Regions from separate parts of the Mus musculus genome. Here region 1 is linked to region 2. Evidence: chromatin loops called from intact Hi-C (ENCODE). Cell type or tissue: left cerebral cortex. All regions are shown on one strand. Links, peaks and the distances in the headings refer to the core of each region. The heading gives the core; the rest is flanking DNA.

Evidence for each region. Hi-C counts contacts between places; a loop is a spot of excess contacts. Peaks named below come from ENCODE experiments on the same cell type or tissue, not always from the same donor. Only the 100,000 strongest peaks of a DNase experiment are listed, where the experiment ranks them.
Region 1: it touches region 2 in a loop (4-fold over the local background); 2 of 42 quality-filtered maps call a loop at or near these places.

Annotation. Positions count from the first base shown.
Region 1 is chr14:64,169,423-64,174,971 of GRCm38, forward strand. All of the region lies in intron 5 of Msra (methionine sulfoxide reductase A), which reads right to left. Among named protein-coding and RNA genes, the nearest start is that of Gm52129, 27 kb to the right of the region's middle. In left cerebral cortex, for the core only: no CTCF peak of the experiment used is centred there; DNase peaks (open chromatin) are centred at 2,156, 2,802, 3,319 and 4,086; H3K27ac peaks cover 4,827 bases.
Region 2 is chr14:64,584,909-64,590,457 of GRCm38, forward strand. It overlaps Mir124a-1hg (Mir124-1 host gene (non-protein coding)), which reads left to right and starts at 3,207. Exons shown (of 4, transcript NR_040709.1): 1 at 3,207-3,246; 2 at 3,869-4,059; 3 at 4,933-5,051; 4 at 5,365-5,549. In left cerebral cortex, for the core only: no CTCF peak of the experiment used is centred there; DNase peaks (open chromatin) are centred at 428, 1,085, 1,698, 2,040 and 6 more places; H3K4me3 peaks cover 3,607 bases; H3K27ac peaks cover 4,985 bases.

The DNA.
Region 1 (5,549 bases), core at 127-5,126, 420 kb before region 2:
GTATCTAAGGAGTTATTTTAGTTTTTAACACTTAAGATGAACAAATATGAAGTAGTTATGGCCTTTAATAACTCAACACTAAATACTTTATCACTAGTATGCGCATGCATTTTCTGCCATTCCTAACAGATACACAGTTCATCCTAAACTCTATGAGAATCCCTTAGCCTGAGTCCTGACACCTGCTTCTGAGTTCCTGGACCCCACTTCCATGTTTCCACAAACCCGTCTCCGTGGCAAGGGACCACAAGATCCAGCACTTTGACTGGCAAAGACCACTTCAGAATGTACTGCTCTGGCTCCTGGGAAGAAGGAAGCAAGGATGCCACAGGCATCTGAGAGCAACGAATACTGAGACATTAACAGGGAAGAGGGGATGCTAAGCTAAAGAAAATTGTGATGCTGGACTCTGGTATTAGGGGAGGTAGACAGATTCCTCCTCCTAAGGGTGTTCTTGAGATAGAGACTTTGTTCAATAGGGTAGCACTGTCGAAGAAGCCCCTTCAGAAATGACACTCAGGGTCAGGTGCTGCTCGCGCTTGTTTTATAAGGGAGTGGTGTTTCTCTACTGCAGAACACATATCTTGTTGACAGTCAGCCAGAGCCGCACAGGTCTCATCACTAGAAGTAATCAGGGTAAGATAGGGCCACAGTAGCTTCGGCCCTGAGGGCACATGTAGCTTTACCGCCTGGGTTCCTGCGGGACATCACTTACCCATCCCAGTGGGGATCATATTCTCTTCCCTGTCCTGGCCTTTTATCAAATCAATCGATGGTGCCACACCTCATCCTAGTCTCAGGGTTAACGTGCCTCATTTTTTGACGACTTGCATTCTTCTGGTCACAGTTTCATGGGTGAGAGGCACCAGACATGAAGTGATTTATTCTGTTTAAAGCAGTTGATGGGTCAGTAGGATGGCTCAGTGGGTTATGGTGTATGCTGCCAAGTCAGACTAAGAACTAAGTCTCCAGACACACGTGGTGGGAGTAGAGACCAACTCTTACAAGTTGCCCTTTGACCTCCATATGAATGTCATTGCATATGTGAGCACACACACATAAGTAAAATTTTAAGAATGAAATATAGCAAAAGGAGTTGAGACTGTTTTGAGCTTCAAAGTGCATTATCCCAATAATTGCTCTGTGTGTGTGTGTGTGTAGGTGTGTATAAGTTTCTGTATATGTCTGTGTGTACATGTACATATGTGTATATTTGTGCGTTTGTATGCTTGGATACAAGTGCATTTATGTGTGTATGGAATCTAGAAGTCAACACTGATTATCTTTCTCTATGGCTCTCAAGCTAAGTTTTTGAGACAGGGTCTCTTTGTGACCCTCAAGCTCATTGGTTGACTATGCTGGCTGGCCAGCAAGCTCCAGGACTGGCATATCTCTATCTCTCAGTGCTAGGGTTCCAGACTCACGCCACCATGTTTGATTTTACATTGGTGATGGGATCACACTCTGGTTTCTCATGCTTACAGGACAGGAATGCTACCCACCAAGCCATCTGTCTCCTCAGTCCTCACTGCTGGCTTGAGTATGGATTTGGACAAATGGCTTTTATGGTTGGGAAGGATCTGTAAGGCTCTGTGTCTCCTTCCCATGGCTTTATGGCTTCTTGGCTTCCTGGCTCTGCTCTTTGAGACCCTTGCTCCTCCTCTGTGGGTGCTATTGTTAGGCAATTCTGCTTACATCCTGAGAGCCAACACTAGCACACGAAAGTCTTCACTGTGTTGTGGATTAGGAAGCACCCCTTTTCTGTCCCTTGTAATAAGCAAGCACACCTGTCTGTCTTGTCCCCTAGACTGATAGAGTGCAGCCCCTGTCTCTGAAAAACAGCCTAGCTAAGGCTTGGATCAGTCAATCTTGGTGTTTTCTTCTTGGTGATGGGTTTCCTCAACTTCCCTTCTCAGCTTGATTACCCTCTTCCTTGTTGGCAGTGGGTGTCCGGCAGACTGTTTGTTTCCAGGGATCTATGCCCTAGTCTGGTGAGGGCCACCAGTACTGGAGGCAGAGCAATGGGGGCATCTCCATAAAGCTCTTGTGACCCCTGGGTCCCAGTGTTTCCTCAGTTACTCTGGCAGCTGTGACTAAGGCAAAGCAGTGTTCTGTGCTTGCGCTGGCTCATTGCTTAGCAGGATAAGAATAAACTGAGTTATGTTACTTCAAAAAGAAAAGCATCCAACATACCCAGTGTGGGGATGCTCCCTCTTGATAGAGGGAGTCTGAGTGATGACTAGCCAGACATAGGTTCTCAGGGGTGGGACTCCAAGCTCAGGACCTTAGGTCTGTGAGTCAATTCAGCCCCTGTTAGCAAGGCATCAGATGTTCACATGTGGATGTTGTCTGGGACTCACAGAGGAGGAAGGTGGCTGTTTACCTCAAGGGGCCCACAAGAGGGACAGACAGACCAGCACTTAAGACCATAGCTTGCAGGGAGGGGAGAGAGTCCTGATCCTTGCTGGGCACAGGAGTCAGCTTTTACAAGGATGTACCCCCATCTAGGCAATCTGAAACAAGAACAGCTGCCCTTAGATGCTACCCACACCAAAGCCTGGCTAAGCTGGAGCTTTCTGGACTAGAGAAGGCTGGAGGATTTAGTTAGGTGAGCCAATGTCCCCTGCTACTGACTCAGAGAGAGTTCCAGCCTCAAGAGGCCTGGCCTCTCGGGCTATCCAGGATCTTGCCTGGGCTTTCTCTGAACCTCTCAGCTCGGCCCATCCACAGCTCAAGCAGCAGGCAGGCATCTTGGGTATAGACCTTGAGTCCTGTACTTCCTCAGCCCACTCAGACTTCACACTTTCCCCCAACCTGCTTTTCCTTGAAACAGTTTCTCAGAAGGGAGTTTGAAGCCTCCTTTCTTTCTCTTCAGAAGAAAACATTCCTCTAGAACCATCTGCTCTGAAAACCCATCCAGATATGTCAGTGGCTCTTTCTCTGGGACCACAGGCCAATATCACAGGTCCCCAGTGTCCCCCAAGCTCTGCAGGTATATGCATGTCCATTCTTTTTTAAATTTTTTGAAGATGTATTTATTTCATTTTATGTGTATGGGCATTTTGCCTTCATGTATGTCTGTGCACTATGTGTGTGCCTGGTGCCTGAGGAGGTAAGAAGACAGAATTGGACTCCCTGGAACTGGAGTTCTAGATTTTCTATAGGTTCTTGAAATCCAACTTGGGGTCCTCTGCAAAAAACAAGTGGTCTTAACTGCTGAGTTATTTCTCTAGCCCCTGTTCATTCTTGTCTGACCTGAAGGCTGCTACAGGTTGATGTTAAGAACAGAAGGGGTGCTGGGTGGAGAGGTACAAGCCTTTAATCCCAGCACTCAGTGGGCAGAGACAGGTGGATCTCTGTGAGTTTGAGGCTAGCCTGGTCTACAAAGCAAGTTCTAGGACAGCCAGCGCTACAAAACCCTGTCTCAAGGAAACAAAACTAAACAAGAACTGAGTGGGGTTGGAGGGCCTTCTCTAGCACAATGGCAGGTCAAGACAGGCTAAGGAAGAGTGGGAAGGGAGCAGGGCCAGGAGTCCCGGGTTCAAGTGTGCTTTGCCCATGACTCAGCAAGTACCTTGGTCCAGGAACTCCAGCTTGTCCTGCCTAAGTTTTCTGTGACCCACAGAAAGGAAACCCAGTGCGATAAGGCTGAGGTAGTCTGGGGTTAGGGTAGGATGCACTGCTCTAGGCCTATGGACCTGCAGTTCTCCACAGAGCCAGGCAAGGAAGACGTTAATATTCTCAGTCTATAAGTAGCTCCTGCGGTTGCAGATAAAATTAAATGGCATGACTATTTTGGTAGAAAGTCAGGTAAAAAAAAAAAAGCCGAAAAATAAGCTCTCTGTCAAATGCCAATCCCCACCCCCCATCCGCCACACACACCCTGTTCTTTTTTTACGCCCATTTGGTATTTGTTTTTAATTCTGGCTGATTGTCAATTTTAAAACCTGATGCATAGCGTGGCTTGCTATTCCGGAGGCGTTATTTTAAGATAAAACAATGTAAATTCTGCCTTGGGATGGCAGATGGCTGGCAGTTCGCTGTTTGGCAATGCAACTGGTATGGTATGTTGAGGATTGAGAGCAGCAGGTACAGGGCTCAATTCGAAACCGCCACAGATGCTCGGAGGGAGCGGGGGAGGGGCGCAAGCTGGTCAGGAAATCGAGTACGGTACTGGGAGCTCAGAGGGGGGAAAAAGATGGTAACTAGCTGAAAGTTTGCTTCTTCTGGGCTCTTCTCACTCTCTTTCTTTGTCTTTGGCTGCTCTGTGGAGATTCGGAAAGGCCCTTAGAGGTCAAGAGCTGGTGAATGCTTCTCATTTTGCTTCAGCTCAGTCTGATGGGTAAGGCCTGGGCTCCTTGAGAAAGCACAAGGCAAGGACAAAGGAGATAAAGGAAATCTGAATGTGTTTTTCCACAGAGACATGCAAATGGCGGCATCAAGCAGGGAGCCTGCACCTAGTGCAGACATTGTAGGGAGGACGGACCAGAGTCTGAGGAAGACACAGAGCACTGCCAAAGGCAGTTTCTCACCTGAAGAGCCTCACTACAAAATCTTCCCTGTCACCTTCACTGTGGGGCCAGAGAGTGACCAGGAGTTGGGTGCTGACCTGGAGAGGAAGAGGTCAGAGGGGGTCCATTCAGAGCCAGTGAGGACTGCTGAATGCTTTTTAAAAAGGTCACTCACCCGCAGTCTCCCCTTAGAATCTCAAAAAGACTCAACAAGCAAACTCCTCTGTGTGATTATGTGATTGCTGTGTGTGTGTGTGTGTGTGTGTGTGTGTGTGTGTGTGTATGCATGTATGTGTGTGTGTGATTGTTTATATGTGTGTATGTGTGATTGTGTATGTGAGAGATTGTATGAGTTTGTTGCCTGTGTATGTTTGGGTGTATGTGTGTGTGTGTGACTGTATGTGATTGTGTGTGATTGTGTAATTGTGTATGAGAGTGACTGTGTGTGACTGTATGTGATTGTATGTGTGTGATTGTGGTTTTGTGTTGTGTGAGTGATCATGTGAGTGATATGTGGCTGGCTGTGTATGTGAGACTTTGTGTGATTGTGTATATGTGTTTGACTGTAATGCATTTCAGTGTGTGTAATTGTGTGTATGAGTGTGTGATTGTGTGTGTTTGAGTGTGTATGTGAGACTGTGTGTGTGATTGTGGGTAGTATGTGTTGTGTGTGTATGTGATTTGAACTCTTTAAACTCTTTTTCTTAGTCTTACAGTGCTGGGAACACACATGGCTGCTTTTGCTGATGGCCCCCTGGGTAATGCCTGAAGCAATGTCTCTATGAGGCTGCTGAAGGTCCCGAGCACAGCTGAGGCCAGAGGACCTGGCTTGGATGATGTAACTCCAGAGTAAGACTCCCTCCTAACCTAACCTAACCTAACCTAACCTAACCTAACTAACCTAACTAACCTAACCTAACCTAACAAACTTCAGAGTGCCATGATCCTAAAGAGTCACTGTATTCACTATGCAGGTGAATTCCCCAAGGACCCCTTCCCCTTCCCTTTCTGGTGTCTTGGCAGAAAAGACAAGCTAAT
Region 2 (5,549 bases), core at 189-5,188:
GGAAGAATGTGCTAGAGGCTCCGCCATCATATTAAAAATTAAACCGGCTGCATTTCATAATGGGCTCTCTCTTCTCTCTCTCTCTCTCTCTCTCTCTCTCTCTCTCTCTGCGTGTGTGTGTGTGTGTGTGTGTGTGTGTGTGTGTGTGTGTGTGTGCCCGGCTTCCATCTTTCTTCTCACTGTGGAGATTGCACTCAGACACTGTTCATGGTTAACACTGGAGCATCAGCTGAGAGAGGTCAGAACCCTACTTCTCTGAACAGGGAACCACAAATGTCACTGACACATGTCACGGCTTGGCAAATAATATATTTCTTTCCAATCTCCTGCCCCTCCCGTTTACCCACTCGCATGCATGTGCTCAGCTGAAGGGCACCTCTCAGTCTTCCTTCCTTCTCCTTCCTATGGTGGGACCAGCAGGAGGCACGCCATTCACAATGAATTCAAAAGTACTCCCCTTTTGATTTCTGTTGTCTTTATTTTAACCTCAAGAAGGGAGAGAGATTTAACTCAGTCTTTACCCCAGGCTACGCTAATACTTAGGTCATGTCTGAGCTCTCTGGGGAAGCCCTGCTTTATCCCATCCGTGGGGCAATGGTGTCTTTTCAGCGGAGCTGTCCAGCTGTCCAGCCATATGGGCCCCAAACAGCCCAGTCAATCCGATTTGGGGAGGTTTTACAATGTAATTTCTTAACGTGTTAGTACTTGGGGTGAGTTTGATCAGGCGCATAGACAGCCCTTAAGCCCAAGGGTTTAGGTTTTAAGAAGCCATTACAAATGGCCCAGCATCCGTCCGCTCAGACTGGTTAAAAACAGATATGAAATCTGTGGCTGGGGGAGGGGCAAGGACTCCTGACCCCCTGGTTGGAGAAAGTCCCAGGGGTATGCTCTAACTATTAATTCAGCATCAGCTGCCGTATCTACCCCCCACTCCCTTTCTCTTTTTCTTTTTTAACCCTGGGCTCATCATTTAAGGCGTTCCCACTCGGGCCTGCGGAGCCTGTTACAAAACCAGGTCTCCGCTCCCCCACTCCACCCCCACCCCGGCGCGCGCGCCCCACGCAGCAAGACGAGAGAGCCAGCGTCCCGCAATGCCGCAACGGCGCAGGAGAATTGCATTAAAAACGTTCTTAAGCTAAACAAAACCCTAGGCCTATCTGACAGTCTAGCACAGGAAAGTATCCTCCATGTCCCATTGCTCTTCAGTCAAAACCGACTAGACCTCAAGTCACAGCCCCACCCTTTCCTGGTGCAGGGGTTCGAAACTGTCTGCCGAGGAATGCTTTATAGACAGAACATTAGAATAGTCCTAAAGCTAAAAACCTTGATCAAAATGGTGGTAAGTAAGACCAAGTCACCGCAGAGAGAGACCAGCGATTTAGTGGGGACTATTATGAAAGTGGTCAGTGCTCCCAGAAAGATTGCCTAGCGAGGGGCCTTTGCCAACTAGTTACATTTTTTTAATTAAAATCCGTCACAAGGATGTTTTCTAGTTCTTACCCACCCCTCCTAAGATTCTCAATTCTAGAAATTTACAAAAACAGCTTATTTCCTAAGCTTCTAGCCACACAGTGTTGAAGCAAAAAACAGCACATGGGGGAGGTTTTGTTACAGCCGTTCTTCTGTTGGGGTCCTTACCTAACAATTGACAGAAACAGAAATGGCCTTCCATCCAGGGGGCATCCCCGGAGGTCCATCAGGGCTAGGTGGGCGCCGCGGCCACCACCCTCTGCACTGGCCATTGACAGCCACAACATTTAAGACTGCTTTTAGCTTTCCGAGTTTGTTCTCCCCTGTCTAGATGTCTTGAATTCAACATAGCCCAAGAAACAGTTCAGTTTTTTTTGTTTGTTTGTTTATTTGTTTCTTTTAAGTCATCAAAGAAAAGCAGGCGTAGGGAAAGCAGATGGGCCTGCGTGAGCAGGTCGGGGCTGCCTCGCGGCTGCCGCAATAGCCCTTTGGGAAGACAGATTTCTCATCGCAGGCGCGGGGGCTCGAGTGGGGGAAGGTCTTTTTGGTTCGCTCTTATGGGGGACATTCATTCTTGGTCCTTCTTTAAGCCACAGCTAACTCTGCTCTTGGAAAAGAAAAACAGTTACACAGCCACACAAGTACAACAAAAGGCGCCTCCCCGAAGTGGCTCTCCACGTCCGCAGGACGGGTGGCTGGACGTGTAGACGCACTTTTGTGCCTCTGTAATCTCGGACGTCCATCTGGCCCCGGCGGGCGAGGGCGGGCGGGAGGGCGCGGGCAGGGGAGGAGCGCGCGCACGCAACTAGAGGCGCGAGCACGCGCGCCCGCTCTCCTTCACTTTCACCTTGACTGCGGGGGGGGGGGCGTTGGTGGGGGCGACAAGAGACTATGGTCCTCCATCCCCCCACCTTCCGCCATTCGTCTTCCCACCCCCAGCACTGTCCTGCCCAGACGCCAGCCTAGGGAGGGGTGAGGAGGAGGCTGCACTGGCGCTCGGGTCGCCGCACCGCCCCGCAGCCTCGCGCTCTCCGCAGTGACAGCAACCACAACCGCAGCAGCACCCAGCTCCATCCTCACCAGCCTGGCTGAGCTACAGCCCGGCAATTCGGGCTGAGGACGACAAGCAGAAGGTGTGCAAGTGCCCCCGAGCTCCCCACTCCATTGACCGAAGCTCAAGAAACCGGGAGTGGGCTAGCGGCGGTATTGCACGGAGGGGACTGAGAAAAAGAGGACTGGAGACCATGAAGCTATTCAGGCAGGGGTAGGATTGAGCCCCCCGAGTCCACCCAGAGGACTTTGGCAGGGTCTGGGGCGGCCAGGGTGGCTTCAAGGGATCGGAGGGCTCTGACCACTGCAGATGCGGCGCGTGTGGGTGCGGTGAAAGCACCCACTTCTCCCAGGATCTAAACGGATAAACGGAAGCGAGTGTAAGTGTGGGGGTGCGAATCGCCACCTCCGGCCTTGGCTTTCCCGTTCGTGAGAGCACCCCCACTTCTCACTTTCCCCAAATCCGCATTTTTCTTGGCACAACCCTCCCGAACACCGAGCGAGGAGAGGGAGGTGCCCGGGGGCAGTGAGAGTGACGTGTGCTGGTGCAGAGGGGGGGGGGGGGGGCTGCGGGCCGGGCTCTGTGGACCTACTCCTAATCCTCTTGTTTTCGGAACTGTCAGCAGATGTGGCTTCTCTTAGCTGAATAATCCGTTAAAGGAATAATAATTTTTAAAAAGGACCTCGGCCTCACCCAACGAGGACAGTGAAGGAGATCAGCTCTTGGTAAGACTAAAAGAAAAGGCACTAAATTCTCTGCGTCCCTCTCTCTGTCTTCCTCTCAATCCCCTCACCCCCTCCCCCTCTCTTCTCTCCTCACCCCCCCCCCTTTCTCCCCCATCCCCTGCAATCCGCACTCGACGCGAGTTCACGCGCAGGGCTGGATTTCCAAGCTGCACTGCAACTTCTCAGCGCGTTATTATTATTCATCTGAGGGTGCAGCCTCTGCAACCTTCGCCTCCTGCGCTAGCATCCTTCCCCCTCGACCGCGGCCACCAGCAGAGCGGTTTCTTCTGCACGCGTGCTCTGGTTCACCAGAGGAGGATTCTGGCTTTTTGCTTTTTTGTTTTGGTGGTTTGGTTCGGTTTGGGGTTTTTTTTTTTTTTTTTTTTTTTTTTTTTTTGGTTTTGTGTCTTAATTCTTTCAGGGTCATCGCCAGGATGCTTTTCCTCCGGCCAGGTGGAGCCAGCATCAGCGCCTGCCAGCAGCAATTCCCTTCAATAGCCGAGGAAGCACTTGGGGCTTGGCCAGGGAGGCCGCTCCTTGCTTGCGGGGCTGACTTTAGCCTCCACTACTCTCCCGCATCCATCTGCGTGTATATTATCCCCATCCCTTTTTATTCCAATAGATCCGCCTTTGGTTTGGACTGGCTGAAACGCGGCGGACTGCAACCAGGATCCTTTAAAGGAGAACAAAAAGATGAGGATATTGTGCGGGGGTTCCGGGACAAAGCGTCTTGGGACGCGCGGAACTCTGGCTCCCCGATTGGAGAGATCAACGCTGCCCAACAGTACCCGGCCGGACCTGCGGACCTCTGAGGTTATTCGGACTCAATTTTATTGATTTTTGTGGCATGCTTTAAAAGGGTCAGTGTTAGGTAAAGACTGTGTCCCCCAACCCTGTGGGGTGGGTGGGAAGCTGAACGGAACCGATCCAGTTAGATTTAACTTGTCCTCTATGCCCTCTACCTGGCTTTTTTGAGCCATTGGGAAGGAGAATGGGGAAGGCTTAGAAAAGAGAAAGGGGGGGGGGGGACGACTGCCTGAAAGGATAAGGCACTAGTAGGGAGTGGGATGGACCAGGTGAGGGAGGTCTGTGGGTTAGGAAGCACCTTCCTCACTCTGGTGCACTGGGTGGGTTTGTTCAGGGAATGGCAACGTGGGTGTCTGTTGAAAGCAGTCTTGTGAAATTGACATGTACATGCATAAGGTGACTGGACTTGTGTGTAAACAGAGTGATGGAGAGCAGAGAGGGAGGGGTCTTAAAATAATATTTTATTGTCCCTATGGATTTGGGGATCTCTCCCCCACCCCACCCAGCTACATTCTATAGGGGTGACCTTTTAAAATCTACACCCACCCTTTACCTCTGTAAAACCGGTTGACGGGTGGGGTGGGGGAACATGTAGGGGTGCGCGCTCTCTCTCTCTCTCTTTTCCCCCTCCCCCCTCCCAGTCTCCCTCCTCCCTCTGTCTCCCCCTCCCTCTCCCTTCACTCCTCCCTCTCTCGCTCTCCCTTCGCTCCCCCTCCTTCTCTGTCCCTCCCTGCTGCATTTTGCATGAGCTATCTAGGTCATTAGCATTTTAGCGTATGCAAGACTTGACAAGGCTGATGAGGGGCCAGATGGGCCTCGCTCTTATTTATTTATTTTTTTTTTCTTTTCCTTTTTCCCATCCACCACTTGGGACCTAAGCGAGAGGACCGCAGCAGGAGAGTTCCGGAAGGCTGATTCCCACAGATCCTGGTAAGGGACCGCAGCAGCTCTGCCCTGCGGCACGCCCGGCCAGGCTACACCCGGACCCTACACTCAAGGTAAAGGCGGCGGTCACAAGCCCTGCCCAGGCAGCAGTAGCTGGGCCCCTGCTTCCCATCCCTTTCCTCTCCGTCATCTCCCTCCTCCTGGCCCCCCTCAGTTTCCTAGGCGAAGCTGAGAGCGAACTGGGTGGGTAGGATTCGCTGCGGTGGGGCGAGGTGGGGTTGATGTTTTTTCATTGTCTGGAACTGCAGGGGAGGCGAAGCGCGAGGAGAGGAGTGAGGGAGTCGGGGTAATTAACACGGGGGAGGCACCCCTCCGTCTCCCACTTCCACCCACATCCCGAACCCTCCACCCCCCTCCCCTTTGCAGGAAAAAGCTTGGAAACGAAAGGATGCGGGAGAACAAAGAGCCTACGGAGGACGTGGCTGTTATCTCATTGTCTGTGACTGGGGGAGCTGCGGTAGGAAGGATGCGGTGGTCCTTAGCTCATCGCGTTCCCCAACCCCACACCCTCCCTGCTGTCAGTGCGCACGCACACGCACGCGTCGCCAGCT